Regions from separate parts of the Homo sapiens genome. Here regions 1 and 2 are each linked to region 3. Evidence: chromatin loops called from intact Hi-C (ENCODE). Cell type or tissue: PC-9. All regions are shown on one strand.

The links. Hi-C counts contacts between places; a loop is a spot of excess contacts. Peaks named below come from ENCODE experiments on the same cell type or tissue, not always from the same donor. Only the 100,000 strongest peaks of a DNase experiment are listed, where the experiment ranks them.
Region 1: it touches region 3 in a loop (2.0-fold over the local background); 15 of 110 quality-filtered maps call a loop at or near these places.
Region 2: a loop joins it to region 3, with 4 times the contacts of the local background. A loop is called at or near these places in 11 of 110 quality-filtered maps.

The regions. Positions count from the first base shown.
Region 1 is chr1:17,519,049-17,521,548 of GRCh38, forward strand. It overlaps a transcript of ARHGEF10L not described here. Among named protein-coding and RNA genes, the nearest start is that of ARHGEF10L, 19 kb to the right of the region's middle. RefSeq lists an enhancer at 2,242-2,500. In PC-9, no CTCF peak of the experiment used is centred here; a DNase peak (open chromatin) is centred at 1,193; H3K4me3 peaks cover 936 bases; H3K27ac peaks cover 1,110 bases.
Region 2 is chr1:17,501,554-17,504,053 of GRCh38, forward strand. No RefSeq gene overlaps it. Among named protein-coding and RNA genes, the nearest start is that of ARHGEF10L, 37 kb to the right of the region's middle. In PC-9, a CTCF peak has its summit at 949 (motif pointing right); a DNase peak (open chromatin) is centred at 928.
Region 3 is chr1:17,587,514-17,590,013 of GRCh38, forward strand. It overlaps ARHGEF10L (Rho guanine nucleotide exchange factor 10 like), which reads left to right. Exons shown (of 29, transcript NM_018125.4): 3 at 1-132; 4 at 933-966. Among named protein-coding and RNA genes, the nearest start is that of ARHGEF10L, 49 kb to the left of the region's middle. RefSeq lists enhancers at 1,259-1,824, 2,391-2,500. In PC-9, no CTCF peak of the experiment used is centred here; a DNase peak (open chromatin) is centred at 1,148; H3K27ac peaks cover 1,269 bases.

The DNA.
Region 1 (2,500 bases), 68 kb before region 3:
CCTGTAATCCCAGCTACTCGGGAGGCTGAGGCAGGAGAATCGCTTGAACCTGGGAGGCGGAGGTTGCGGTGAGCCGAGATCGAACTATTGCACTCCAGCCTGGGCAACAAGAGTGAAACTCTGTCTAAAAAAAAAAAGGCATCAGCATAATCAGAGCCACCATTAGGGCCAATTCTCTCGGAGCCAGGAGCCCTTTCCCTACACAGTCTCATTTAATTCTCACAAAAACCCCATCAGGTAGGGACTATTATAATCACCCCAGGTTAAGAAGGAGGAAACTGGATGGGCACGTGGCTCACAGCTATAATCCCAGCACTTTGGGAGGCCTAGGCAGGAGGATCACTTGAACCCAGGAGTTCGAGGCCAGCCTGGGCAATATGGTGAAACCCTGTCTTTACAAAAAATACAAAAATTAACCAGGAGTGGTGGCATGCACCTGTGGTCCCAGCTACTTGGGAGGCTGAGGTGGGAGGATCACCTGAGCCCTGGAGTTTGAGGCTGTAGTGAGCCGTGATCTGATCATCCCGCCACTGTGTGACAGAGAGAGCCCTTGCCTCAAAAAAAGAAAATGAAAAAAAAGGAGGAAACTCCATCATGGCCAACCTGGTGAAACCCCATCTCTGCTAAAATACAAAAATTAGCTGGGCATGGTGGTGGGTGCCTGTAATCCCAGCTACTCGGGAGGCTGAGGCAGGAGAATCACTTGAACCTGGGAGGTGGAGGTTGCAGCGATGCAGTGAGTCAAGATCGCACCATTTTACTCCAGCCTGGGCGATGACCAGAGACTCCATCTCAAAAAAAAAAAAGAGGAAACTGAGGCTCAGAGAGACAAGGCCGGTTGCATGATGTCACATGGCTGGAGAGGGCGGGGATTGGCACTTGGATCTTTCTGACTTCAAAGCATATTCCTTTCCACCTTCTCTGGCTAAAAGGGGTGCAGCCCATGGGTGACCCTCCAACCCTGCCCTGTACCCAGGCCCTGTGTGCCTTCCCAGGCCAGCGGGCAGTGGTCGGAGCTCAGCCCTACTACTTGGCACCCCCCTCTGGATTCCCCATCTTGGTTCTTGCCCCTCCCTTCCTCACCCAGGCCAGCTTCCTGGTCCTCCCAGGCTGGTTGATGGATGGCTCAGCCCCGGCTGGCTTGACTCAGTCTAGCTTTTCCTCGTGGACTGCCAGGGCTGCCTCCTGTCCTCCTGCTTACCGCCCTTGCCCGCCCAGCAGGTCGGGCAAGTGAGTGACTCACACACCTGGGCTCTGTGTGGGCCCAGCCCGGGGAGCCAGCGTACTCACCCTCTGGGCTCCTGCCTGCTACTTCAACTGACAGACGGGACCCTTCCCAGTAGAAGGGGGCTGCCCCTGTCACTTGTGCTCCCTTCCCGGAGGACTGCGATTGGACTGCACAGGATTGAGGTCAGTTTCCTTTCTCTTTTTAACCATCTCTGCCCCTCGCTAAATTGGAGGAGAATCTTTTGGAGGTCGTGGGGGAGGGGTCTCAGCTGTCATTGACACCCTTGTGTGTCAGGCCCTGGGGCACCCTACTCCCTCCCAGCAGGTGCTGGAGCTTGGGGACACCTTGGGATGGACTCTGTGAGGAGAACCGTGCTGGGTGCCTCTATGGGTGTGACCCCGATCCTACAGCCACCTAGCAGGGCAGGTCACGGCAACCTGGAGTGAGAACGGCAGAGGTGGACTGCAAGGGCGTGTGTAGGGGGGACTTCCCTCACTTCCTTCTTAGGGTCACAGAGTGAGGGATGCAGCTTGAGATGGCTTCAGTTCAATGGCATCATTTTACAGCTGGGAAAACTGAGGCTTGGAGGAGAGGGAGTAACTGAGGTGGATTGATGCATTGGTGCTGGAACTGGGGTTGGAAGGCGGACTGGCTGACTCCCCGCCCAGGGCTCCTTCCTTGGTCCTCCATGCCTGTTCCAGGCTGTTTCCCCCTGCTTTTCCACTCGGCTCTCTCCCATGCCATCCGGGCCTCAGCAGGGAGGAGGAATGCAGCTGGTGGGAGCCATTTCACAGGGGGATTTTATGGGCTCACATTTGGAAGGCATTTTGAAGGTCATCCAGGCCATGAACCTCTGACAGGTGGCTGTTTAGCCACAGCTTGACTATCTCCGGGAATGGAGAGCTCACTGTTTTGTTTTGTTTTGTTTTGTTTTTTTGAGACAGAGTTTCACTCTTGTTGCCCAGGCTAGAGTGCAATGGCATGATCTGGGCTTACCACAACCTCCACCTCCCAGGCTCAAGCGATTCTCCTGCCTCAGCCTCCCGAGTAGCTGGGATTACAGGCATGCGCCACCACGCCCGGCTAATTTTGTATTTTTAGTAGAGACGGGGTTTCTCCATGTTGGTCAGGCTGGTCTCAAACTCCCGACCTCAGTTGATCTGCCCGCCTCGGCCTCCCAAAGTGCTGGGATTGCAGGCGTAGAGCTCGATGTTTTTGGAGGCAGCCTCTTTCATTTGCATGACCACTGTCTGGCAAATTACTGGGCACTTA
Region 2 (2,500 bases), 86 kb before region 3:
ACTTTGGGAGGCCGAGGCAGGTGGATCGAGGCTGAGGCAGGAGAATTGCTTGAACCTGAGAGGTGGAGGTTGCAGTGAGCTGAGATCACGCCACTGCACTCCAGCCTGGGTAGCCTGGGTGACAAAGGGACTTTGTCTCAAACACACACACACACACACACACACAACACACACACACACACACAAAACAAAGAAATCTTTTATCTCCTGCAGGGTTTCTATGTGATTTTTACTTGAGCAATACAAGAGTATATTGTCCAGGTGAGCACCCTGAGACTAATGGTGAGGGTTGACCCTGAGTTCCACATTGGTTGGCATTCATATTTCTGTTTCTTTCTTCCTCTTTTTTTTTTTTTTTTTGGAGACACAGTCTTGCTCTGTTGCCCAGGCTGGAGTGCAGTGGCACGATCTCGGCTCACTGTAACCTCCACCTCCTGGGTTCAAGCGATTCTCCTGCCTCAGCCTCTCAAGTAGCTGGGATTACAGGCTCCCACCACCATGCCTGGCTAATTTTTGTATTTTTAGTAGAGACAGGGTTTCACCATGTTGGTCAGGCTGGTCTCGAACTCCTGACCTTGTGATCCTCCTGCCTCAGCCTCCCAAAGTGCTGGGATTACAGGCGTGAGCCACCGCACCTGGCTATGTTTCTGTTTCTGATTGGGGAGGTGGAGCTACTGACCTCTGGATGGAGGAAAAGATGCTCTGTGGCCACCACCAGGCTCTAACCTTTTATTTCATTGATTCCTCGGAGCCAGGATGAGAGGTAGCATCATAATCCTGATTAGTGGACAAGAAAACTGAGGCTCCAGAACACTGAGTGACTGGTTCAAGGTCCACACCTGCAAGCCCAGAGGCTGCCTATGGGGCGGGGTAAGGGGCACAGGATCATGCCCTTCATACAGTCCCCGCAGTCCTGGAGGTGCTGCTCAGTGCACGACGCCAGGGGGCGCCATGCGCATCGAAGAACCCTCTGTGGTTTCCCAGTCCTTGGGGCTGCAGCTGCTGCCTTCTTCGACCGATTTCTGCGGAGATGGTTTCGTGAGGACAGCATTATAAATGGGAATGATCCATGATACTCATGACTGGGCCCTTGGGGACTGGGCCCCTGCCAAGCCATGTGATCCAAGGCCTCCTCGTACTTGCTTTCCTTTCTGTGATGTCTTGCCTGTGCCCCAGCTGCCTGTGCTGTGAATTTAATTCCTGCAATAGGAATCTCATAAATGCATGGGTGGCCAGGCAAATAGGTATAAATAAGTAAAAAAGTTGTGCCTCTGAAGCTCTCCGTGGGGTAACTCATCCTCAGAAGAATGTTTATGGGCCTGAGCTGGAAAGGGAAGAAGTGCAAGTTCCATCCTCAACAAGGTGCCTGTTGGCAATTTGAGCTGGAAGTAGGGTCAGGATGACATAATAGTGAAGTGACGGGTCTGTGTTCCAGTCCTGAGCCAACCACTGTGTGCGTGTCAAAAATAGCCACCATGCTTCATTTCTCCCATTGTTGAGGCATATTTTTCCACTTCTTTTGGACCAATACGAAGTGATGGAAGTGAGGACTTGTGGCTTCCAAGCCAGGCCCTCAAGAGGTCTTGCCCACTTCCACATTCTCTCTCTCGGACCTTGGTGTGATATGAGCCTGGGTTAGAGTGCAGGGGGATGAGAGACCATGAGGAGGAGAGTGTCCCAAGCAAGGCCATCCTAGACCAGCCTGTCCCCATCAGGCCTGCCAGCTGACAGCAGACTCCTGAGAAAGCCAAGTCCAGTTGAGTTCAACCTAGCTCAACCCTGGCCAGCAAAACCACACGGCGAACCTGCAGATCCTGAACTGTAATAGAGGCTTATCATTTTATAAGTCATTCCATTTAGATTAGTTTATTATGCAGCAACAATTAACTGATATGGCCAATTATAGTGAAATGGTCATGGTCCATTTGCATACTCTGTGAGCCTCAATTTCTTTTCTTTTTTTTTTTTTTTTTGAGATGGAGTCTTGCTTTGTTGCCCAGGCTGGAGTGCAGTGGCATGATCTCCGCTCACTGCAAGCTCTGACTCCCAGGTTCATGCCATTCTCCTGCCTCAGCCTCCCTAGTAGCTGGGACTACAGGCGCCTGCCACCACGCCTGGCTAATTTTTTTGCATTTTTAGTAGAGACGGGGTTTCACTGTGTTAGTCAGGATGGTCTCGATCTCCTGACCTCGTGATCCACCCGCCTCGGCCTCCCAAAGTGCTGGGATTACAGGCGTGAGCCACCGCGCCCGGCCGCCTCAATTTCTTTATCTGTGAAACAGGTAACGCTATATGATAGTAGTCTCTGTCCCAGAGAAGCAATATGAGGAATAAATTAAATGTTCATAAGATTCTTCTCACAGTGTCTGACATGGAGAATATCAGCTGGAACGGGCCTGGTGGTGCTGCCATAATTAGCAACCCTAGGCTGCGCCCAGTGGCTCATGCCTGTAATCCCAGCACTTTGGGAGGCTGAGGCAGGTGGATCACCTGAGATCAG
Region 3 (2,500 bases):
CAGGAGAGGCGTTTGAGTTTGATGACAGTGATGATGAAGAGGACACCAGCGCAGCCCTGGGCGTCCCCAGCCTTGCTCCTGAGAGGGACACAGACCCCCCACTGATCCACTTGGACTCCATCCCTGTCACTGGTAAGATGTTTCTGGGAACTTCCGGTCCTGGGGCTACAGGGAGCATGGAGAACTGGGCGGAAGCTCCAGGCTCTCAGGGATGCCTGGTGGCCCCTCCGCTGTCCCCAGAAAGCAGGAAGGGAAAAGCCAGTGGGAAGAAGCTGCAGTCTGTGGCTTCCCTGGTGAATTGGAAATTCCTAGCATTCCTGCAACATCTGGCGCACTTTGGCACATTGTAAATGGAAGTGGTTGGCCTGAGTTTTGCTTTGGAGACAGTTGCTGCCCAGAGCTTGTGTCTCTGAAGTCCTCCCTGCAGCTTCTCCTAAAGAATCCACACCAGCCAGAAGAGCAGCCTCCCAGAGGTTCCCTCTCCTGTCTGCCTTGGGGAGCTGGCAACCCTGGGGGGCAGGAGGGCCCTGATAAGCTGGTGTTAAATGGCAGCTTCTGGGCTCTTAGAGTCTGTTATCTGAGAGAGAGAATCTGGGGACTGGACCAGCTGGAACTTCCTGCAGGCTTGGGGACAGCGGGCTCCTGGAGCAGCTGGGGGTGGAGGGCAGGCCCAGAGCAGGCAGGGTGGCTGCCACGGGTTCTGGCTGGAGTTGGGAAGTGGGCCACGGGGTGGGTGGGGGTGGTGCAGGCCAGGTAGGGGAGCTGATGACTGAGCCAGGGCTGGGGGAGGGAGGCGGGGCTCAGCAGGCACCCAGACTGGCCAGGCCCTGTCTGCGGCGCCCCTGGGGAGGCTGGGAAAGGGGCGGGGAAGGCCTGAGTGCCTGGGGCCAGCCTCTGGCCTGACAGGCTCTCTGTCTGCTCTTCTTTTGCAGACCCAGACCCAGCAGCTGCTCCACCCGGCACAGGGTAAGTGAACCTTGCTCCTTTGCTTTGGCGGTTGGAAACAGGGAGACACCGGGCAGTGGGTGGGGATGGGGTGGAGCTGAGGCCCAGAGGACCCGACTGGTCTTTGGCTAAGGAGGAAAGCATTTCACTGAGGCCCTGTGCCCTGGGGGAAGAGGTCAGTTCCAGAAACTCATGGTACTTTTTCCTTTATTTTGCCCACAAACCTCTGAAACCGCAGGAGGCAGGCCTGGCTCCAAACCCTACCTCTGTGGCCTTGGAGGAGTCACAGAAACTCTCCAAGTGTCAGTCTGTTTGCGGCTGAAGGGGAAACAATGAGAGCACCCCCTCTGTTGGGTTTGTCTTGGAGAAGCAAACAGCTGGAGGGTCCCCAGTGTGTGTGTGTGTGTGTGTGTGTGTGTGTGTGTGTGTGTGTGTGTGTGTAGTGGGGGAGGTTGGGGGGGTTTGAGGGTGGGGGGGGTGCAGCCCATTGTAATTATTTTTGCAGTTGCCATTTGTCTTGTTAATATCATTCCCATTCCTATGACAGTTGCTATTAGGGACCCTGCCCTCTGTGCCTGGGAGCCTGTCAGAGGCAGTGTAGCCTAGTGGTTAGGAGCCTGGATGTTGGGGTGAGGGCCTGCGTCTTGGCTGTGGCCCCCACACTGGCCACAGGTCCTCATGTCAGTCAAGTCCCCCTTTGGTTTTCTCATCTGTAAAATGGGCTATCGGGTAAGATGCCCAGCCTCGTGGTAGGTGCCTAATCAAGGCATTTGCTTTTTATCACAGTTCTTCTTTGTCTTCTGCAAGTCAGGTCTGGGTTGGAAGGGTAATTGGGTAACTGGAGGTGGTGGGAGCTGAGGCCTCTCAGGACCAGGTGTTTAGAGCCTCCTTGCCTAAGCAGTGGAGGGGTCTAGGCTCCAAATGAATGGCCCAAGCATCTGGAACCCTGAGTTTAAATCCTCACTACCCTGGTGAGGGGAGGCATGTCTGAGCCCTGCTTTGTCTTCCTGGGGTGCCCCAAACTGAGCAAGAGGGGCTAATTCTCAGGGTGGTGTCACCCAACGGGAGGTTTCAGAGATGCAGGTTGCAGGCCCAGGCCCCCAGAGGAGAAGTCCTTCATGTGCTCATTTGCTGTCCAGAGTGGGTGGACTTGGGGAGGGTTTCTCCTGAGCTTGCTACTATGTAATTAAGGTGAGAATTAGAGGCCAGCCTCTCCTTCCTGATTAGGGACCTGAAATGAATCAGCAGCCATTCGTCCTGCACCTGGGCTGGGAAGGGCCGTGATGGCTGCAGTCTTCCAAGGGTTTATATCTCCAGGGTGGGCCAGGGGTGAAGTTGTGGAGAAACTCAGTCTGGTGGGAGATGCAGATGCGTCAGAGTGGGACAGAGACGGACGCCCAGGGAGCTGGGACACTGACTGGAGGGGAGCAAGGATGGGGTCGTCAGGGAAGACTTCTGGGCCAGGTCCTGGCTCAGCGAGTGAATGGAAATTCTCCATTCAGGATGGCAGAGGGGCAGGGGGAGTGCCTGCTGAGGAAGCCCCTGAGCAGAGGTA